Linked DNA regions of Homo sapiens: region 1 is linked to region 2. Evidence: chromatin loops called from intact Hi-C (ENCODE). Cell type or tissue: heart right ventricle. All regions are shown on one strand. Each heading gives the region's core, and the rest is flanking DNA. Links, peaks and the distances in the headings are about the cores only.

Region 1 (12,000 bases), core at 2,671-10,670, 51 kb before region 2:
CCTGGGAGGCCAGATCTCAAACTGTGATTGCTACACCCTAATGATTTATAGTAAAGCAGCCTTTTCTCTTCTATCACCTTGCTGCAGACATCCATAGGGCTTAGACATGAATCACTGGGGGCTGTACTGGACCATCCCAGTGTTGATGTTGTGTTGAACTGGGAGCTCCTTTCCCCTCCAATGGCTGAGGTTTGGTCCCTGAGTATGTTCATGGGGACCAGATGCCCTGCCCTTGAGAACGGCCCCCATTGTGCACCTGGCTGCTCGGACTTACATCATCGTGGCTTCAGTGCACGGCAGAAGGGGCTTTTCACTGTGTACGTCGGTATCGGGTAGATTTCTATCATGGGGTGGCTGGCCTGGCCACCAAATTCCACAGCCTCAAGCGCAGCCACCACTGCGCACTTACTCCACCCTGTTGCCCTGCACGCGGCTGTGGACCAGTCCTCCCATCATCTTAGTACGTTGCACAGCACCATCCTCACCACACATTTGCTGAGCAGAAGTGTGAATGAAGGCAGAAGTGTGAATGAAGGCAGAAGTGTGAATGAAAGCAGAAGTGTGAATGAAGACGTCTAAATTGCATGCCTGGTAGTTTTTTTTACTGGGTCTAAAATTGAGGTTTATTTTACTTTCAATGTGTTTTTTATTTAAAAAAAGATTCTGCTCAATTTTTCTGTGAAACTAAAACTCCTCTAAAATAGTCTATAAAAATGTAGAGATTGTGTGTAGATGATGAATTAAAAACAAACAAACAAACCGGTGCTTTGCTGAGCTGCTCTGCAGTCTAAGCAGAGGTCATAACATGGCTACAGGTTTCACTCCAACAAATACAAACAAGCAAAAACATCAATTTGTTAGTCAATCAATAACCATTCAATCAGGGGTTCACCCAGAACCTTTGGGGTTGGGTCCTGGGACTGTACAAACCTCATGTGGTCACACAACTGTCTATATCAAAAGGAACATACATTTATTTTCAATTGATTTCTAACTTAATTGCAGAGTGATCAGAGAGCATAGGAAACCTGTTCTTTGGTGTTTGTGAAGCTCTGCTCTGGGGCCTCACAGGTAGTCCATTTGTATTAGACTTCTGGGCTGGCTTTGAGGAAGCAGACAAGGTATCCCAATGCTCTCAGGTTGTTGTTTGGAAACTCACACCTTTCTCTGGGACTCCTTGCCCACGGAGATCCTCAGCATCCTCCCCTCTCGTATTCCCTTTCCCCTTGCAAGCACAACCTTGGGAAGGACTCAGCTTGCAGGTCATGCATAGCTTCTTTGAAGTCATATGGTAGACAGAGTTATCCCCAGATCAAACTGCTGTGAAGAAAACCATTATCAAGACAAAATTTAAAATGCCCCGGTGGGGCTGTCGGTGTCCTGTGCCATGCTGGATTGAGAAGCAGCCTGCTTGGAATTGTCAGCCCAGTTGGGTGGCAGTGGTCTGGTAGGTAAGAACAGTTGTTGTAAATTCCTGGGGTTTGTGCTGCTTCTTACTCTTCACAAAGCATTCTGCATTCATCTGCTTCTTGGTTCCTCATGACAAGTCTGTGAAGTCTGCATTATCTTGCCTTAGGAATCAGGGATTTCCACCCCTGTGGCCTCTGTTCCATTCACCAGCATCCTTCTGTGACCCAGATGTAAAAGTATCACACAGAGGTGCAAGAGATCGGGGTTCTGATCACAGGCTGCATGTTAAACTTCCTGCCTGACCCTGGGTAAGTCTTTTACAGATTTTTCTTCTTCATCTGAAAATTGCAGCGGTTGGATCAAATCCATGATTTTTCAGATGAAATCTTCTTCACATATAAAATAAACGGCTTTGACTGAAGGAGGAATGGGCCTGGAGTCCTCTCTGTCTTCCCTCTGGCCTCCCTGTCTTCTGTAAAATCCTCTCAGCCACTGCTATAACCCCTAGGGCTCACTGGAAATGTTGACCTCATGATATGTAGGTGTTTGTTTACCTTAGCATTATGTGACATTTTATTTATCTGTAAAAGCAAAAAGATTGGATTCAGTTGTCTCCAAGGATGAGCTGTGATTTAACCCCAGGTTTGCAGGGATGAATGAATGATCTGCCACCTCTTGCTGATTAAAGGCTTTATCTTCTCCATCCAGTGGAAGCAGTTTCCTGCATGGGAACTAAGAGAGGTCACATATGGGTGGTGAGCTTTTTTGAACATTGGGGCTGCCTCCTCTGGTTCTTGGGGAGATTCTGCTTCCTGCAGCATCAACTTAGAGATAGCTTTGCTTTCATGCCACAGATCCTCTCCTCGGGTACCAAGCAGAGATAGAGTTCCCCATGAGGAGATCCCGTTACATGCTTGGCCACACATTTCTTTTGAAATGTCGCTGGGGAAGAAAAGCTCTCACCAAAATTACTTCCTTTCCTTAGGAAAGATTGTTTTTAATCATAATTTAAAGATTCATGGGCAGAACTCTGTTTCTGTGCAAGATGGAGTAACAGGGACTGGATTTATATTCCCACCTGAAAACAAAACAAAACAAAACAAAACCAAAAAGCTAGACCAAATACATAAAATGACAGTTTCAAGACAAGGAGCATCAGGCAATGGAGGACAGGGAGCCCTGAGAGACAGGGAAGAAATGAGGCAACTCATATGATTGCCCCAGTTACTGCTTTGAGAGTTTCCAGGCAAGAGTAAGGACAGTCTGTTTAACAAATGGCACTGGAAAGGTGGGTTTTTGTTTACCTTAGCATTATGTGACACTTTATTTCTCTGTAAAAGCAAAAAGAATACATACAAGGAAGGAGAAGCCAGCTGGAGCCTGGCAGACTCTGAGTTGAAGACACAGAGTGGAGAGTCCAGGGAGAACCCACTGACTAGAACTGATAGGATGAGTACCAAAGAGGAGACACGTGCATGGAGACAGTGGGCAAGAGAGCTCTGAAGATATGCCGAGGGTCCCCCTCAAATATTCAGCAAATTGTTAATGGGTTCTGTTGAAGGCTGGGGAAAGAAGCATCTGAAAGATTTAGATTGAGCAATGCCCCAAGCTTACTCAGAGCTGTGAATAGTGCCTGTTCTTACCAAGATGGAAAAATCCCATAAAGTTAATTGGTATATATTTTTTGGAGAAATGTCTGCTCAAGTCCTTTGCTAATGTTTTAATCCGGTTGTTTTCGTTTTCATTTTTTTCAGTTGTGAAATCTGTAGAAATTCTGGCTATTAATCTCTTATTGGATATATGGATTTGCAAATATTTTCTTCCATTTTGTGGATTGCTTTTACTCTGTTGACAGTGTCCTTTGGTGCACAACATTTTTAAATTTTGAAGTATTCCAATTTATCGATTTTTTCTTTTGTCGTTTGTGCTTTTACTGCTATATCCATAAATCATTGCCAAATCCAATGATGTGAAGGTTTCCTCTATGTTTTCTTCTAAGAGTTTTATAGTTTTAGTAATTACATTTAGGTCTTTAATCCATTTTGAGTTAATTTTTGTATATAGTTAAGGTAGGGGTTCAACTTCGTTCTTTTACATGTGAATATTGTGTTTTTCCAGTGCCATTTGTTAAAAAGACTGTCCTTACCCTTGTTGAATGGTTTTGGTACCCTCATTCAAAATTATTTGACCATATATGTGAGAATTTAAACCTGAACTCTGTATTCTATCCCATTATTCTGTATGTCTGTCTTTATGTAAGTACAATGTTTTGATTACTGTAGTTTGTTTTTTCAACTTTTATTTTAGATTCAGGGGTACATGTACAGATTTTTTACCTGGTTCTATTGTGTGATGCTGAGGTTTGGGGTATGGTAAATGATCCCATCACCCAGGTACTGAGAATAGCACTCATAAGTTACTTTCTTAACCCGTACCCACCTCTCCCCTTTCTCTAGTAGTCCCCAGTGTCTATTGTTGCTGTCTTTATATCCATGAGGTCCTGATATTTACATCCCACTTATAAATGAAAACATGCAGTATTTGGTTTTCAGTGTCTGTGTTAATTTACTTAGGATAATGGCCTCCAGCTGCATCCATATTGCTGCAAAGGACATGATTTCATTCTTTTTACTGGCTGTGTAGTATTCTATGATGTATATGTACCATATTTTCTTTATCCAATCCACTGTTGATTGGAACCTAGGTTGATTCTATATCTTTGCTCTTGTGCATAGTGCTCCAATGAACAAGTGTGTGTGTGTGTGTGTGTGTGTGTGCGTGTGTCTCTTATTGGTGGAACAATTAGCTTTCTTTTGGGTATATACCCAGTAATGGGATTGCTGGGTCCAATGGCAGTTCTATTTTAAGTTCTTTGAGAAATCTCTAGACTGCTTTCCACAGTGGCTGAACTAATTGACATCCCCACCAACAGTGTATAGGTGCTCCCTTTTCTCTGTAGCCTCACCAGCATCTGATATTTTTTTTGACTTTTTTTTTTTTAGAAAGAGTTTTGCTCTGTTGCCCAGGCTGGCATGCAGTGGCACAATCTCAGCTTACTGCAGCCTCTGCCTCCCAGGTTCAAATGATTCTCGTGCCTCAGCCTCTCTGGTGGCTGAGAGATTACAGATGCCTGCCACCAGCCCTGGCTAATTTTTGTATTTTTAGTAGAGACAGGGTTTCACCATGTTGGCCAGGCTGCTCTTTAACTCCTGGCCTCAGGTGATCCACCCATCTTGGCATCTCAAAGTGTTGGGATTATAGGCGTGAGCCACCTTGCCCAGTGTTTTTTGACTTTTTAACAAAAGTCATTCTGACTGGTGTGAGATAGTATCTCATTATGGTTTGATTTCCATTTCTCTGATTATTAGTGACAATGACCATCTTTTTCATATGTTTATTGGCTGCTTATATGTCTTTGTTTAAAATTTGCCTGTTCATGTTTTTTGCCCACCTCTTAATGGGGTCTTTTTTTGCTTGTTCAATTGCTTAAATTCTTTATAGATTCTAGATACTAGACCTTTGTCAGATGCATAGTTTGTGAATATATCCTCCCACTGTGGAGGCTGTCTGTTGACAGTTTCTTTTGCTATGCAGAAGTTCTTTAGTTTAATTAGGTCCCACTTGTCATTTTTTGTTTTTGTTGCAATTGCTTTTGAGGACTTAGTCACAAATTCTTTCCCAAGGCCGATGTCCAAAATGGTGTTTCCTAGGTTTTCTTCTAGGATTCTTCTAGTTTGAGGTCTTACATGTACATCTTCTCTCCATCTTGAGTTGGTGACTGTATATGGTGAAAGGTAGAGGTCCTGATTACTGCAGTTTTGTAGTAAGTTTTGAAATCAAGAAGTGAAAGACTTTCAGTTTTGTTCCTCTTTTTAAAGATTGCTCTGGTTATTTGAGGTCCTTTGAGATTCATATAATTTTAGAATAGATTTTTGTACTTGTGCACAAAAAGTCACTAGGATCTTTACAGGGATTTTATTGAATTGGTAGATCATTTTGGGTAGTACTGACTTCTTAGCAATATTAAGTTTTCCAATTCATGAACACAGAACTTTTCTTTCATTTACTTATACTTTAAATATCTTTCAGCAATTTTTTTTTAGCTTTCAGTGTACAAATCTTTTACCTCCTTATGTTTGCTTCTAAGTATTTTATTCTTAGAATAAAATATTTATTCTGATGCTATTGTCAATGGGATTGTTTTCTTAATTTCCTTTTCAGATTATTCATTGTTAATGTATAGAAATGGAACTAATTTTTGCATGTTAATTTTGAATCCTGCAACTTTCTGAATTTTCTATCCTGCTGAATTCATTTTTTTATTTTTAACTTAAAAACATTTATAGCTGTTAACACATTAAAACAGAAGATCTGACATCAACAACCTAACTTTATTTGAAGGAACTGGAAACACTTCAAGGTACTAAAGTGTGAGTGTGTGTGTGTGTGTGTTTGTGTGTATGTATGTGATCTAAAGGATTTTCTACATAAAAGATCATGTCATCTGTGAGCAGAGATAATTTTACTTCTATTTTGCCATTTGGATGTCTTTTTATTTATTTTTCTTGATTCATTGCTCTGGCTCAGTCTTCCCATACAATGTTGAGAAAAAGTGGTGAAAATGGGCATCCTTTTCTTCTACCTGATCTTACAGGAAAATATTTCAGTCTTTCACCATTGAATATGATGTTAACTGTGGGTTTTTTATATATAACCTTTATTATGTTGAGCTAGTTTTCTATAACATGACTATAACAACAATCCCCACAATACCAATATAATAAGTATTATATTGCATATCATTTTTCCAATGTGCTTGCATAGGTCTCACAGGTATGGGAATCGAATATTTTTTAGGAGCTGCCTCTGCCTCTTTAAAAGACATTTCCCTGGTATTTTGAAAGTTCCTGGGTTCTGTCTATCCTCTAAATTGTGTGGGTCTAGAATACAATCTTGTCTTCAATGATGTTATTTGGAGCCTTAAATGAGATGAATTATGTAAAGTGCTTAAAAGAAAGCTGGATACAGCCTAAGCCTTTTATCCACTTAGATTTGAGTGTGTCTTTATTATTATTATCTCATTGATGGCAGTCTCCACAAACTCCACAGCCATGGCCCAGTGCTGGTGGGGCTCTCCCAGCTTCATGGAAGGCACCTCTCTCAGGTTCCAGCCTCCTCTTAGTGAAGATCCCAGTCATGCTTGATTGCATGGTCTGGAGGTCATGGACCTGGGCTTGCCTCCAAAGCCAGGCCCCAGGAAAAAGAGCCACAGGAATTGACCAGAAAACAGGAAAAACAAACCAAATCAAAGCATAAGACAACAGTACCTTCGGTCTGGCCTGAATGTTTACCCCCAATAGTCTTCTGGGTAAGAATGACTTTTGGAGAAAGCCACTTCTCCATTTTCTCCTAAGAGGACGTTAACATCTTCATTTTGGGAATGGGGGTGGAGACAGTTTCAAAGTCTTGGGTAATGAACTTGTAAATACACGTCTACATCTGATGACATCACCTGATGTGGCCCAGGAGATAAGTAGCTTAAGGGTTATGCAGGAAGGGGTTTGAAGGGATTCTACTGGCTCCTGCCAGAAGCTAGTGAATGACAAGTGTTCCTGGTGTAACGTTCACATTCTTCAGTGTTTATCACCCAGAAGCAGGGGTCCAGCAGCTGGTGCCAGTTGGCAATGAGATGTGCTGATTGTGTGGGCTACTCTGCCAACAGCCCAGGGAGGGACAAGATTTTAGTTTATCCCATAAGCGTTGCTTAATGTCTGAACATAAATGACACCAAATTAACACCACTGAGTACACCCAGCCCAGATCTTTGATGAGTGGAGGTTGGGAGTGGTAAGAGTTGCGTGAACAAATTGAAACTGAGTTTAGGAGCTAATTATCGCTGCATGAAGTCAGAGGTGTGTGAGCTGCCTACATATGCACGACGACTTCTCTGGACCGTCTTGGGATCTAGAGCCCTTCACACTCAGTCTACTGAGTGAGCTCAACAATCATAGAAATGCTTTTACAGTTCAGCCTGACCCCAGGCAGGGCTATGCCAAAGCCTATTTTGAAAACTTTTTTCCCCACCACAAATAACAAACAAACAAATCCCCCCAAACCCCAAGTTCCATGTTCCATCAATGATCAATGATCAGTTTTAACAAAGAAGAGAAAGGGGCCATCTCCACCTTGGCTTTGTTCTTTATCCATAAAATGATTTGATTTTTTTTTCTTTTTTTGCCAAGTCTTGCTTGAGCTCTTGTGAATTAAGTGTTCAGTGTTTTCACCATGCCAGAGCCTCTATACTCAAGAAAATGGGTCTTGATTCACAAGATGATAAACCAGTGGTGTTTTGTAAACCTGCATGCTTGAAGAGAACTACTAAATACTGATAGCATTAATTATGAATAACTGACAAAACTGTTGGTTCCTATCATTCAAGGTTTGTTTCCCCATCAATTAAAAAATTATAGATTTTTTCTTCTTATTCTAGAGAAGTAGATTTTTACAGTCAAGAATTTGAAAATACAGAAGAGTACTGAGACGTGAATAAAAATCTCCTATAACCCACCACAGAGCATGTTGATGTTAATAGCATTGTTTATATACAGACTTACACAATTAAACGGAATCATACAGAAAATGTCATAGAGCCTTAAAAGATCTTTATCATACAGTATTTTCTCGTGGCACACAATACTTTTTTCAAATGCAGGTTTTATGCATTCTACTGCATATGGCATCAAAGTTTATTTATTCCATCCCCTACCATAGTCCATGGTAGTTGTTTCCAAATTTTCATGATTCTATGTTAAACAGTGATAAACACTTTTGGATATTCATATTTGCAATTAACTCATTATCTTCTTAGGATAAATTCCTAGAATTGGAGTGGCTGGGAGGCAGTGTGTGCACATGTTAAAGGTTGGCAAGCCTTGTTGATGTTTGCCCTCCAGAAAGATTGCAGGAGTTCATTTTCCCACAGCAGTGCTGAGCGCCTGTTGCCCTGCCCAGCAGCACTGGGCATGTCTATTCTCATTGGCTTTAAAGATCAGAAACAGAAACAGTAATGTTTTGTGTTTCTTTATGAGATAATCAGTCAGATGCCACCACCAAGGAGACGTGAGAAAGACAAAGTTGACTACACGCACAGTTCCAGAGAGGAGGCCACCACATACAACTCAGGGCCACATTGGAAGCACCAAGCTTTGGTCAGATGGCAGAAGACAGGAGCTAGGGACAGCTTGGACCTCAGTCCTTATTTTGGTTTCGATGGAAAAGGCAAAACAGGGCAGTGTGAACAATTTAGAATTGGCCAATTGGAATAATTTTAGGGGGCTTTTGGTGGTCTCTAGTTGCCTGGTAGCTGGCCCTGGGCTTGTCAAGGTAGAGGAATATTGCCTTTTGAGATGTACAGGCCAGATAGAAGGGAATGGCTCTGGATGGGTTAGTTGGTGCATCAAAGGCATGCTCCCAGCTGAGTCTTCTGCTGTCTCTAAGAACTGGCTAACCCCAGAAGCCATCCTCAGCTAAAAAGTTTTTTTTTTTTTATATCAAATATCATACTCAACAGAAAATAAAAAATATATGCAAAACAGATAAGTAAACAAGTGAGACCTTTTTTTTATATCTGAACTGCAAATTTAAGAGCCTGCCTGGACAGGGGGCAAATCTCCATTCTCTGATGATTTCACATGCAGGGTTGACTATTCTTGAAACCATAAGGCTGAATTTTGTACCCTTTGAGTAGTTTTAGCTGTCAGTCAACATCCTCTGAGTAGATGATAAAAAAGGAAAGCACTTTTCCCCTGAAATTCATTGCAGGTCCTAGGTCTGGAACTGAAATCTCCCTGATGGTCACTGGTTATATTGTTTCTCTGGTTTGGGATACTTTGAAGAGGGCACCTGGAGAAGGGGACCAGGACAGGGCAGGTATGTAAGGGCTGGTGGTGGTCACTGAGGTATGTTTTAACTCTTGTTCTTCTTTCTCCATGCTTGGCTCTTTATATTTGCACATCAACAATCATAGACATGCTTTTTATCAAAAATGAGAGCATATTTGCTTGTGTTCTTGCTGAGGCTATAGGAGCAACAAGAGTTATTGGTCACACTTGGTTGGAGTTTAGATAACCTGAATCCCTACCCGGAACAGAAGTGCCTGCAGGCTGAAGAACTTCCTGAGGTGTCCATAGTGGGTCCCTTTTTGTCAATGGTGGGTAAAGCTTATACACAGTGGCACCAAATATTCTAAAGCCAGAGGTAAAAATCAGCCTCATCTCTTGGCTTCTAATAGCTCTCTCATTTTAATAACATTCACAGAGTCCCTACCATGTAGGAGTTTTATTCTGGAGAAGTGACAAAGTTTGTGGTTGAGATTTATAAACAAAGAGCCATATCTAACAGCTCCATCTATCCACCCACCCATCCACTGATCCATCCATCCATCCATCCATTCATCCATCTATTTATTAATTTATTCATCTGTTTATTGGATTTTTGCTATTGGTCAGCTAAGAAACAAACTCATCTTGTGTCAATTAAGATAAGTATAGTTGTGCTATGTAATTCACACTTAGTGAATTTAAACAACAGTTGATTTCATCTACATGTTACATGTTCAATACAGCTTACCTGGGGGGCTCTACTCCATGTCATTCTTACTCTGAGATTCAAGGTGATGGAAGGACTGCTACCTGGACATTGTAGGTCACTGTTGCAGAGGGAAGGAGAGCTCTGGAGGCAATTAAACTCTTTGGCCTGCAAGAGCAGATGCCATTTCCATCATGACCATTGTCCAGAGCCAGCACATGGCCCCATCTTCCTAGGGGACCAGGGTGGCCAATCCCTCCTTGAGCCTGGAGGTCAGGAATGGCAAGTATTTGCTGAACAGCGTCACTGACCACAGGTCTCCTCTCTGGTCTCAAGACAGATGGTTTCTAGTCACCTCGTGTTAAGATAGTTATTCACTTTGGTCAAGACAAGAGCTGCTCTTTGGTCTGGAGCTGCTGTTAGCGTGGGGAATTGGGCATGGTTTTTTAGAATGTGAATATAGATCTCAGGCCACAGTTTGGTAAACTTCACTGTTTGGAAAAAGTTTCCCTCTTACAGCTTAAATTTTTCTTTGCTACATATTTCAGATGAGGGAGATATAAAAGGGAAAAACAAGACATGCGCACATGTAATCCCAAAGCAAATACACCCAGAACCTCCCTCTCTTCTCTGTCCTGGTTTCATTTTTTATCTTCCTCCTTCCTTCTCAGTCCATGAGGCACTTGTTTCATTTTGGTCATTTTAATACTTGACTATTTCCTACATTAAAAAGAAAATGAGACTACCAATGGCAGAGACATTTTAAAACTACTTTTATTTTGAGTAAGTTTTTTGGCTCCTTGTCTTTTGAAAGCCTTGGCTTTGTTCTCGGTGCCTGCTGCTTTATTTCTTCAGACCTGGCCAAAGGAAATTCCCCTGCGCCACAAGGTATCTGCAAAATCTGCTGTCTTACGTGCTTGCAAAGGGCAGAGGGAGATCCACGGCCCACTTGCCATGTGGCCTCACATCGAGGGACGCCGTGTGATATGGCTTGGAGACATGCACTTGACGGCAGTGACAACAGCTCTCAGCCATGTCTGGCAGCCACTTACTTTCCCCAAGCACATCATATCATCACCTGGGAACAGCAGCTCGCCTCCTTGGGAACACAGGTTTGAGGTCTCATGGCTTCCCAGGGATAGGGGAAAAATGCAGCAGAAGGATTTGGGGCCAAAACCCATTTCTTCTCCCCAGAAGGACCACCTGGAGGTCTCTCATGGTCTTCGGCTCATCTTTGCAGCAGCACTAACCAGCGTGGGCATACTCTGCTAGGACTTCTGCCTAAGGGAGAGAAGGGGTCTCTTACCTTGGTCACGCCCTTGCCTTGAGCACACGGGCGCCAAGCTTCAGAAGGGAGACAAACCCCACACGGCTATAATTAGGGGCTTTCTTAAGTCCCTGTCACGCATGATCAAGTGTGCCAGGATTCGGGATCATACTTCCTCCCAGGACTTCCAAGCTCTTGCGTGTGATCTTCTCTAAGTCTGGGGGCTGAGGAAAAGCCAGCCCTCCCCTCCCACCAGCACCCACCCAGTGCATCTCCACCCATAGCTCTCTCTCCCAGCCAGGTCTGGACCAGAGATGCCTCAAGACAGGCGACATTGGTGACATCAACGGGACCCCAGAGGGTCTTCATCTCACTCTCAGAAGCAGGCAGCATTCTGAAAATCACCCTCACGGGCCTGCCTCTGCTCCACAGGACACCCGATGGCCCGAGGAGCTCAGATTCACCTCTCCCACCAGGGTTCTCTGTTCCTTTAAAATCCCACCTTTCCTGTCCTTCTGATTCAGAGGAAGGAGTTCTCAGGACTGTGTCTCCTCCTCCACGGCCCTGGGATCTTTGCCTATAGAGCTCCTTCTCCTCCATCTGTGAGCAAACCTCCTCCCATAGGCAGAAACCACATCCACACACACAAACCCACACAACACACCAACATCACACAGACACCATGCACACTCATAAACCCACACACAACACACCAATATCACACAAACACATATAAA
Region 2 (12,000 bases), core at 1,943-9,942:
AGGGTGCTCTGTGTGTGTATGTGTGTGTGTGTGTGTGTGTGTGTGTGTTGTTTTGTTTGTGGTTCTCTGTGTCATCCCCATAGGATTTGAGAATGAGGGGAAGTAAAGGAAAACAAAGGAACACTTTAGATTGTCCTCTTGAAAACTCATGGATTTCCAAGCACTGTGCTAGAAGCTGCCACATCAGCATCTTCTGGGAACTTGTTAGAAAGGGAAATTCTTGGGCCCACCTCAAACCCACTGATTCTCATACATGCTCAGGTATGAGAATCACTCTTCTAAATATAGGAAAAGATCTTTCTAACAGATATCATTGACCAAAGTTGCAGTGCCTTTCCTCATGAGGTGGTGAGTGCTACTCTTCTGGAAGCATTCAAGAGAAGGAGTAACCATTAGTCACGCATGTTGCAAAGGAAGTGAACACAACAGGTACAGAGTTCAACTGAAGTCACTTCCTTGGTTGCTCAGTATTTTAGCAAACATTTACTGACCAGCAGTACTGGGCACTGTTCACAGTGACAGGCGACAGGAATAGAAATCCACAGAAGCTCCCCGTTCTTGCCTGCTCCGAAGACTGAAGTCCAGCAGTCTCTCATGCTGTGGGCCCAGACACTGCTCTCTGTCTTGACTGCCAAACCCTGGCTGGCCAAGTGACGATTCACCATCCTTACAACATACTCCAGTCACTGAAGATTCCCCACGGAACCACCACCTTCCTGCTCAGGCCTCTTCATCTATCCAACAGGAGGAGGGGAAAGAGACCATTGACCCAGGACTGCCCTGGCGTGCATGAAGCCCTGAGTGAGGGCTGTGGCAACTTCCCGGCCTGCACACACTGCTGCTGCTTTCTTGGTGCCTATGAGTCATGCCTTGTCACCCGTGTGACATTAATCACTCAGTGGGACTCAGAAATCCAGCAGATGAATTCTGAAACTGAGTTGGGGAGGAGGCCAAATGTCTCATCGTGAGATGAGTCCCAGGGTACAGTCTCGGACAGATGAATATTCTAGATTACAAGGCTTAGCACTTTAACCAGAGAATAAATACAGACTGTGGTTGTTTCCATGTATTTAAAAAAAGTAAATTATGACACAAGTGATGCACATTTGTTCGGGGAAAGTTACAGTACAGATGGGCAAAACCAAAGAAAAAAGTGCATCAGTTCCCCTAAACTCCACCACCCAGAAACAATTGCTATTAACAGGAGGACGTGGTTTACTTCCAATGCTTTTCTGGGCACATATGTAAGTGTGTGTGTGTGGCAGTGCAACCGTGGAATCGCATTGTAAGACTTGACCCTAACACAGCTTTCCATTTAAAGTATATTGTGAATACGTTTCTACGTCAATACATTTAAATGATCAATTTTAAAGCTATCTAGCCCTCTACTGGCATCAATGCAAATTTTCCTCAGATTGTATCACGTTTAAAAAGTTTTTCTAAGATACACCACACACTCTCCTGCCTTCCCTTCCTGTTTTCTAATCCAAGTACAGAAACATGACATTGCTTGTTTCTAGGTGCCTTGGGGTCGCTGTTATTCAGTGAACCCCTCAGGATGTAAAGTTTCAATAAAGAAGCAGTTTGGTAGAGACAAAAGAGCTCCAGATTAGAAATCAGGATAGCTCTGGGCCCCTGTGCACTCAGGCTCCACATGGTTATGCACAGAACCTTCAGAACCTTCAGATTCATCACTAGCAGGATGGGTCCAGGGCGTGGGTCTTTGCTATGAGATCACCTTAGGTACCTCTGGAGGAGCTGGTCACACCAGTGATAACCCTTTGGAGAGGAGAAAGTCAATGGAGGAGGAGAAGACATGCCTCAGAATCACACCCCAGTTGTTGCTTGAAGTGTGGTCAAGGAGCTGCTTATCTCCACCCACACCTCCTCCTGGACACACAAAGGATATACATTCCTGGGCCCAGTTCAGCTCTTCCAAATTGGAACCTTTGTGGGTGAAGCACAAATAACATGCTTTTAAACAAGTACCCCTGAAGTTTGTCACAGAAAGTTGAGCTCATTGCTCCACTCCTAAAATGTCATTTCTCTTAAACATCTGAAACGGTTCTGCTCGGAGAGGCCACCTGTTGACCACTTGCTTGGCTGCTTGGCCTCGTAGGGCAGGGGGCAAGCAGGAGACAGAGGAAAGATCAGGATCGACATTTTTCTTCAGTGTTCCATAGGAAAACCATTCTTTTATGTTTCTCTTTGGCATTTGCAAATACACACCAAAGATTTGCCTCCTGTGAGTTGTTTTTTTTTTTTTTTTTTTGGCGGGGGGTGGGGGGTGGGTAGAATGTCCTTGCCCAGCCCCTTCCTCACTGATTCTTAACCCTTCCCTCTCCCCGGATCCATAGTGCGCTCAGATCCTGACCCTCTGAGACTGCCCAGCCCCGAGACCCGCCACGTCCCCGCAGAACAGTCCATGCAGCGAAAAGATGAGAAACGTGACTGTGAAGCATGGTGCCCTTGATTCGACTGCTTCATTCATTTCAGCAGATGTCACCAGGGCCCTGTAGGGAAGATTGTGCAGATCTGTGTGGTCTAAACAGACAACTTCATGTAGATTGCACTGGATTTATCTTGGCTCTGCCCAGAGGTGATTTGGCTCTGATAGGGAGCCTTCTCATGGAGTGGTTTTGGCCTCTGAGAAGTGGCAGAATTGCTGAGTTCAGCCTGATTGTCCAGGAAGAGCCACATCTTATAGATTCTAATATTTCCTCAAGATCTTGGAATAGCACTGCTATTCACCAACTGATGCTTACTTATTAATTAAACATCTGTTAAACTCTCGATAGGTGCCAGACAGTGTAGTAGGTGGCCATATATTAGAATGAATAAACAGCTGAATCATTGCAGATGAACTTTGTTGCACTTCAGATAATCAAAAACATAATTCAAACTTGTTTAGGAAAATATAATAAATTTCATATGTCGTTTAAATACATAATTAAATAGATAAGATAATAGCTATTCATTACTCACCAAAGATCTGTTTTTTATAAGCACATTTCTCATTTAAATCAAACCCCCCCATCTCTGTGAGAGCTGTTTTGATGAAAAACTTTCACAAACAAGTGGCACATTTCTCACATCTGCTTTCTTAAGCAAAGTGTTCTTGTCTGGAGTTTGATTTGATTTTCTCTGTTGTGCATTGTGCCGTGTTGGGCAAATGAACCATACAATTGCACACCCCACCAGGGTGCTCCCAGTGACCCTGCCTGGCCAGGCTTCAGGGCACTGTTTCAGCCCTTTCTCTGATTCACTGTTTCCATCAGTGCCCGTCTGGGAGCGGTTGCCATCCTGCGTGACACATACAGCACACGTGCTCTCTCTGTGAGTTCTCGCCTTCCATGCCAAGTCTGCAGACTGACTCCATCTCAACTCTGACCCTCATACCTCACGCCGTCACCCTGGATTGTCCTGCTGCAAAGCCTCCCTACTTGCATCCAGCATCCTCCTCCTGCAGTCCTTCCCCGCAGGCAGGCAGCAAGCTCTTTCTTTGAAAACCACCAGTCAGATGATTTCATGTTCCTGATTCAGACCCAGCAGCCTTGCTCCACAACACTGATAGAAGTCCTGACCTCCCTTTCCTGGCCTCTTACTGCCCGCTGTGGCTGCTCTAATTCCCTCTGCCATGGCTCACAAGACTGCAGCCGTGTCATTCTCCTTCTCTTTATTTGGACAAACCAAGCTTTTGCACAGGCTGCTTTCCCCACCAGGCTGGCTTCTTCTTGCCGTGTGGCTCTTTGTGGAAATGGGCCTTCCTGGGCCTTACCTCAGCCCGCCCGGTCATGCTCTGTCATTCATTCTCCCTGTTTTCATTCTCCACGTAACACTGACTTGGTCCTCTGGCCCATCAGTGCCCGCAGCCTGCCATCTGGCATCCTTGGCTCACTGAGTATGGAGAGCTTGTTGACTTGAGCAGCCCTGCAAGCTGGGGAGAATTGGGTTATCTAAGGGATGTAATTCTGTCCTAAAGGTTTAACTCTTTTCCACCAGCCAGCAGGGTTTCCCCAGCAGCCCACCGAGAGAGCTGCCTACACTTGTCCAGGAGTCTGGGCCTCCTGCCTCCTGCTAACCTGTATAGCTCCTGCTGAGAGAACATCTGGGAGCTGTGAGAGCTGCATCTTTCATGGAGTGCCAGGGAAGAGGGTGACATGGCAGAGGTTCCCAGGCAAGGCCAGGCTCTCCTTGGAGCCACAGCCATGCTAGAGTGGGTGCCAGACCTCCAAGCCCCGAGAGAGTGTATTTTCCGAAACCCTCCACACATCCCTCAGAGCATCTCAATGGATATCTGTTCTGTGGAGCCAGCTGTGGTCAGCACTGTTTTGAGGAAAGAGAACTGACATGGTGGCTGGGTCACTGTGCTTCCCAGCACATCTCCGGGTAGGTGGAGGCAGATAAGTGACCCACGCTACGTCGTCTAGAGCTGGTGTTGGCCGACTCGGGGAACCCAGGCAGGTGACTCTCACTGGAAAAGACATAGCTCACCTCACTTCTTGCCTGCAGCCCTGCAGAGACAGTCTGTTCTCAGAGCAAGCTCACTGGACCTTGGAGGACCTGAAATCTGACTGATGGTAGGGACAACAGTTCTGTTGAATTAGCCTTGAGAGGGAGAGCAACCTGTCCAGGTGCTGAAATTTGATGAAGGGCTGAGTTGTGTGGTAAGTTCCTGCAAAACCTGCTCTGGGACAGGCAGGACTTCCACAGGGTGAGGAGGCTGGAAATACAATGGACCTCATGTGAACAAGAAGGAGAGATGACTTTGTCAACATCTGACATGAACCTGACAAATCAAATCTCTCTCCATTCTTCAGCCAGCCCTGCAGCTAGGGCCAGCTTCTCACCTGGGAAGGAGGGCAAGTGTGTGTGGTTCAGACTGGAGCAGCAGCAGACTCTCCAGACTTAGAACAGCATCACAAATATACATGCATGCATACAGACACACACACACACACACACACACACACACACACAGGTGCACAATATATGCATACACACACAAATACACATACACAAATACCTGCACACATAAATACCTACACACACAAATAAACACATGCATACACACACATATTATATCTATCTAGACATTTGTATTCCTGCCTTCTTTCTTTCTTCCCTCCTCACCTCACTCTCCCCCTCTTTTTCTTCCTTCTTTCCTTGGAAATAGAAATTTCTCCAGCATCACTAGCTGCTAAGAAACCAAGAGCTTCTAGATTTTTGTTGCCTACCTGTCCTTTGGTTTGGATGGAATTATCCTATCCCCATAAATCATGTGCTTTCTATACAAATTTACAACTTTGTACAAAATCTAAACTTGGTTCTACAACTCATGAAATAAAAGATGTTAGGAGATTGTTTTGTTGTTGTTTTACCAGATAATAGAATCCCAAAGACAAGTGAAACTTTCAGTGATTCAAAATAGTTTTATTGCAAACTTATTATTTTAAGGATTCCCACAAAATGTGATGAATTTCTAGAATTCTCTCCCTTCTGAATGTCTCTTTTCTCTGGCTTCCTGTGTCCTTCATAAAAAATAACTACACAATCCCTAACACTAGCTGACAGACCCGTGTCACCACTCGCTGGATTTGAAGGTCAGCGCAGTCTCCTTTAACACGGCAGGAAGTGGCTTGCTTTCCATGGGGCTGAGTCATCTGAGGTTTCCCTAGTGCTCAGCACAGAGATGACTGCTTTTCCTGCTTTGGGATTATGAAAATCATACTTATGAAAACAGGAGTGTTAGCATTTTGGAAAAGAGCTTCCCTTTTAAACGATACATGTGTAGATATAAAATTCAAACAATGTAGAAAAATACAGGCAAGAAAGAATATTAGACAGCCCATCACCCAGAAAGGCCTGATATTTAACAGGCGACCGAAATGTGGGGCTCATAACCCATGCATTCAAGACTCTAAAGACCCTGATTACCTTCTTACCTTCATGGTGGTCACATTTTATTGGCTCAATTTGCTACCAGAAATCATCAAAAATCACCACTGCACAGAATGCTTAGCTCACGTGGACTTCGCCACCTACTGAAGTGTAAGCTATAGTACAGGAAATATTATGTTATGAGAAGAGAAGAGAATGCCCTGGCACCCTGTTGTCTAGCAAATGTATCTAGGTCCCCCTCTGCACTGAGTTGGGCTGGTGGCAGGAGTGGGCATTCACGGCACCACTAGGCCTCACTCCGTGCACCTGACCTGGATCGAGCCAGCATTTCCAGGAAAGCCGCCTGCTGTACATCCTTCAGCCTGGGGCTGGGGGCTTCCCTGGCCGGGTTGGACCATAGCCCATGCTGGACCAGAGCCTATCCAGGGGCACTGCTCTGGTATGTTTCCTGGACTGCTGTCGGCCGGCCTAAGACCTCTCCTCAAGGATCCATGCAGGCCTGGCCCACCCACTCTCTCTGTGACCAGATACTACACAGGCTGTGATTTGACAAACTTAGTTCCTTCTGCAACGTTTGCTACTTCCTCTAAGTTCTGTCAGAGGCCTTCTTTTGTGGTTGATTAGTCAAACCTACCCCATTACCCTCGACATGTTGGCCACACCTAGTGCTCAAAGGTGAGCTCCTGAGGCCTTCCCAAACCACCGTACCCAAAACATCAGCCTCTGCCCTTGAGCATCTGGCTTTTTGCATTTTTGTTCATAGCATTTACCTACTCGATAGTATACTTGTGTTTAATTTCATGTTGGCTGCCACCCCACTAGAAGGCAAGCCCTGTGCGGGGGAGGACTTGGTCCGGTTTGTTCATCCCTATATCTCCAGCACATCAAAGTGGCCCTTTGATAAATGCACGTTGAATGAATGCACGCATGAATGAATACACTGCTCCAGACAGGGTTCTCCCACTTTGTTTCCAGCTCTTGGGAGCTGCGTGCAGAATCCATTGGCTTTGATGAAAGGAGAATCCAAGCCTTGGCAGATGTCCGAGCTGACCAAGGCCGTGCAAATGCTTTCATCATGTGTCCCGTCTCAAAGGGTTTTAACAGGAGGTACCGGGAAGTGGGAAAAACTGGAGTTGTGAGATGGTGGGCAGGAGGCTGGAGGAATGGCCCCATCCCAACACTGCCTAATCTCTGCTTGCTCAGCCCTCCACCTCCCCTCAGATCACACTCTTCAGTGTCCCCCTGAAAGCAGAGTCACTATCTCTATGTCAGGGTCCCCTGCCTGCACCTGCTGCTGCTCTTTGGAGCTTTGACGTTTTGTCACTTATCTAGGTGTCTGTTCTCAAAACACTGTGAGGCCCAAGAGGCCAGAGGCACCTGTCATTTGTTTTTCTAAGCCTAATGCCCAGGACACAGATGCCCAGGAGACAGATGCTGGGCATTAGGCTTACAAAGTGAACAGCTACAGATACACGCTGTCCCCAGAGATGATGGCACTGATGCCCAGGAGGCTGGACAAAGGACAGAGAGGGTCTCTTGAGGACCTCTACTCCTGGTGAGGACTTCGCAGCCTGTGCCTTACTTATGGAAGCACAGCCCTCGCAAAGAGCTGGGCTTTGGTTTACTGTAGTGTTCCTGGATTCCTCCCTTCAGAGACTCTGAGGGCCATGGGGACAGCTCCAAGACCAAGCTGCGGTCAAAGCCACCAGGACTGGGTGTCAAGTGGTCAGCAGAGGGACATACCCAGGACCGCTGGCTGCAGCCATGTCCACAATGCTTGACACTCAGCTTAGGCCGACTCAGAGTGGGGTGTGGCTGACAGCCCCCAAAGTCACTCTGGTGCGGGGAGGGAAGCTGGGGTAGCACTGCGTCCTGGAAAACCTGACCCTGAGGACCTCTCCCTTGCTTAGCTAAGAACATTAGGTCACTCTGTTTGCATCATAATGTCTCATGCTTCCCTGTTTAACAATTTTTTAAAATACATTTTTGAATGTTTTCCTTTCAAGTAATCTTGAAAGCCCTGGTTATAAGCTGAATACCTCGGACATGCCATACTTGTTCCTAGGGTCCAAAAGGAATCCATTCAAATTGATAAAATCAATTAATATTTAAAGAACAGATGTAAACACCAGAAGAATTTTTAAAAATAACATAACTAAGGTCAGGTGATGGAGGGAAATAGAAAAAGCACAGTGCTTCGAAAATTCTGTCTAAATCACGGGTACATTATCTCATCAAAGGATAGAGTTACAGGAGTAACAACAAAATGAGCTAGAAATGGAACTCACAATGTCCAAATAAGCAGGAGGAACACACACATCCAAAACAACACGCAGAATGTAAGCCAGACACAAAGAGAGAAAGCTTGTGCAAAACATGAAGACAAAACTGAGATTGAGGAGCTCCAGACTTTGTCCAGGATGGACATTTTAATATAGCATTTAAATATATATGGTATAACATAGCATTTAAGTATAATGCTATTTCACCTAAAGGTGAAATCATAAATTTACTGGAAGGAAATGTAGGAGAATTAGAAAAATAAATAATTTTGGGGTAAAGAAGAGAAGTATGAATAAGGGACAAGAAATAAAAACCAAAAAATTAATGCATTAACTGCATATAAAATAGAAATAATCTACATATTAATAAAACAAAACTTAAAAAAATTAAAACATGATACTGTGAAATATATTTGTATCATATATCAAATTCAAAGGGGTTAGTTTTTTTATTTCAAGTTATTATTATTAATCCATGATTAAAAAATCAACAACTCCACAGCAAATGGACAAGGGATAGAGACAGAAACAGAAAAATAACTGCCTCTTTATTTATTTATTTATTTATTTATTTATTTATTTTTATTATTATACTTTAAGTTTTAGGGTACATGTGCACATTGTGCAGGTTAGTTACATATGTATACATGTGCCATGCTGGTGCACTGCACCCACTAACTCGTCATCTAGCATTAGGTATATCTCCCAATGCTATCCCTCCCCCCTCCCCCCACACCACCACAGTCCCCAGAGTGTGATATTCCCCTTCCTGTGTCCATGTGATCTCATTGTTCAAATAACTGCCTCTTATACACAGGGAAAGATGAGAAAAACGCACTCAAAACTGCAGTGAGTTGCTCCTGCTTCACCCGGCAGGTTGGGACCCACCAGGGAGTGTGCCCACACCATGAAGTGAGGATGAGCAGTGTGAACCAGCACCACCTTCACAGAGGGTGATTGGCAGCATCACACAAAGTAAAGAATGCCAACACCACGTGCCTGACGCGTCCCCATGTAAGGACGTTTCCTGTACGTGTCCATACATGCATGTAGGCTCAGATGTTTATCATAGCAAACCCTTTATCCAATGACTGGGGCCAGAGCTGAATAAATCCTACACACACACAAAGCTAACCTCACTCCAAAGCGTTAACAGAACAAGGCAACCCTCTACTCTTGCTCAGAGAGAGAAACTAAGTGTAGAGCTGTGTATATAATATACTATGGTCTCTGTAAAAGCCACAGAGAAAACACCAGTCTGTGCCTCTTTGTGATTAGGTAAGAAACTAGCAATCATCTTTGTAGCTGAGAAGTGCTTTCTAAATTCTAAAATGCCACTTAATCAACCCCTTGTTAAAGGAATTTTTCAGCAGGTAGGGTCTAACATGATCATACACTCAATAGTTTTATTTTCTAGGTCACTTTCAATTTCAAATATCTTGTCTGATGTTAATGTTCATATATTCATCGTTGACTAAACATGTGTCTTAGTTTCTGTGTCTAAGGCCAACAGAAAGAGAATGGGTCCATAAGAGTCAAGGGCCGGAATTTCTTTTCTTGAGAAGCTGCCCTTGCTGGCTTATGCCAGAGCATGTTTTTTGGCCTCCCTCACAGGCCTCACAGTTCTTTGCCTTTCCTCTGCTTATCTTGACTTACATTTCCATATCGTTGCCCTGAAAAAGGGTAGGTAACTTTGACTTCATGCATCTGAAAATCCTTGATCAGACAGCTTTTGGAGAATGAACAATATTTCAGGAGTCAGGCCTTTTTCCCATGCCTTGTCATTCTAGCAGCCCGGCTTCCCTCCTTACCCAGGGGACAGCACAGTGCTTCTGTTTCAGCTGGGTGGTCCCAGAGAGCTTGAGAAGCCCTGCAAATGGATGGGCAAATTGGAGACCTGAGGTAAGCCAGGTGAGGCTGGTGTGTCTGCAACAGCCAGATGCCTTCAGTTGATTGCGGGGGCTGCATGCAATTTTTGTAATGTGAATTTTGCAAGCCTGTTCTGACATTTTCAACATTGATTTTGCAAACCTACCTCTCTGGATTTCTAAGGACTCTTTGGGAATTATTATTATTTGGTCAGATCATTAAAAATGCAAGGGGAGGGTGCTCTAACCAGTCCAACTCGGTGGCAGATGATTTTTTTGGCTACTCTGGAAAGAAATATTAATCTGAGAAACCAAACTCAACATCAGATGCAGGCAAGACAAAAGGGATAAGCAATGAAAAAGGACAGAAAGCCTTCCCCCTCCTCCAGCACCTGTCCTGCCAGGAGCTGTCCCTGGGGATAAAGGGCTTACCATGAATTTCCTCTGCCCTCTTATTAGACCATTGTACAGCCTCATGAAGCAAGTGTTACCCAAAGGACCACCAGGATGGCTGGGTAGTCGAAGAGAGGGCTTTAATGTCAACATCAGTTTGCAAACCAAACTGATGGAGAGAGTTTCCAGCGTGAATCAAAAGTGCTCTCTCTGAAGAACAAATAGAAGGTCAGAGGTTTTATAGAAAGAAGAAATGTTATGCATTGCTCTTTGAGAAATTTCACCAGCACTAGTAAGGTTCTGAGTAGCTGGCAAGCTCTGATTGGGAAGTGACAGCCATGGGCAAAGCTAGTCTGAGAGTTGCAGCAGGTCATTTCAGGAGTCTTAGATAAAACTGGTTTCAGGCTACTGCAGGCAGTTTCAGCTGCTAGGCCTACAGATAATTACATTTTTGGAGCAATGTATTGTGCTCTGGGTGCTATCCCCACTGGATTCTTGACTGTGTTTTAGTTGGGTGTGACAAGAATGGCCCAATCTGTATGATAAGTTTTCACAAAAGGAAAACTTTTCTTGCAAAAAACAAAGCGAAGATAGACTCAGCAGAGCCTTTCCTCAGCCTTCCTGTAGGACAAATTCTTTCCCCAGTGGGAAAGAATTTACAGGACCTGGGATCTGAATGCTTCTGCCTGGCCTTCTAGTCTCAACCTGGGCTTCAGCCCTCAAACCACCTTCCCCCTTAGGCTTCTTGCGTTCCTTCATTTATCCTGTCTTCACCCCCTGCCCCATTAGCCTCCTTCTCTCGGAGACCGTGGGTGGAGTCTTTCCCACTCCCAAAGTCTACCTGGGTGTTTCTTGGGCTCTTTGCCAGGCTGAGGCCCAGGTGCATCCCCAACACCTTCATGTTCCTTGGTTTTGCCCTGAGGGTTGCAGTGCTCCCACCCCCACCTGGGTACTGAGGCCACTGGAGGTTTTCATGTCAAGTGCCCATGAAGCTGGCTGTCCTGTCCTCAGGACAGGGCAATCTTCCTGCTTGAAACCCATTGTGATAAAATAAATGTCAGGCTCAGCGGGCAGGTGGGGTTTGCATGCTGCCTTGACCTTGGAGGGGCCACTTCACTGCCTCCTGGCTGTCTCTTCAGCAGAACAAATGGAGAAAATAATGGGACAAAGACCGAGCTGAGCAGAAGGGCAGCCACTCCCTTCACCGACCCGCGAGCCAGGCAGAGTAAGCGATGGTGCCTGTGGGTGAAGCCCTGGGTGCAGCTTCCCTGTTCCCACAGTCCCAGCCGTAGGCCCCTCTGCTGCCTCAGTGGACTGGTGATTACTGCTCTGAGCTATGGTGTTCAAGGTAATGTTTCTAAAGAGGGTTGGGGAGCCACGCCCCGAGAGTTCACGCCCTGGTGCAGCCCCTCCAGGGTGGAATCTGGGCCAGGCGCTGACTCACGCCTAACCAGCAGAATACCTACCAGTGAACGGTGTCGGTTTCCCGCCTGCCCGCGAGAGGCCACAGCTGCTGCTGCTTCTCACTGGATCACTCATTCCTGGGAACCCTGAGC

The links. Hi-C counts contacts between places; a loop is a spot of excess contacts. Peaks named below come from ENCODE experiments on the same cell type or tissue, not always from the same donor. Only the 100,000 strongest peaks of a DNase experiment are listed, where the experiment ranks them.
Region 1: a loop joins it to region 2, with 2.0 times the contacts of the local background. A loop is called at or near these places in 6 of 110 quality-filtered maps.

Annotation. Positions count from the first base shown.
Region 1 is chr20:23,189,060-23,201,059 of GRCh38, reverse strand. It overlaps LINC03125 (long intergenic non-protein coding RNA 3125), which reads right to left. Exons shown (of 6, transcript NR_199692.1): 6 at 10,753-11,277. Among named protein-coding and RNA genes, the nearest start is that of LINC03125, 47 kb to the right of the region's middle. In heart right ventricle, for the core only: no CTCF peak of the experiment used is centred there; no DNase peak of the experiment used is centred there.
Region 2 is chr20:23,136,906-23,148,905 of GRCh38, reverse strand. It overlaps LINC03125 (long intergenic non-protein coding RNA 3125), which reads right to left and starts at 803. Exons shown (of 6, transcript NR_199692.1): 1 at 492-803. RefSeq lists enhancers at 155-1,354, 5,500-5,794, 11,274-12,000. In heart right ventricle, for the core only: no CTCF peak of the experiment used is centred there; a DNase peak (open chromatin) is centred at 5,615; H3K27ac peaks cover 3,107 bases.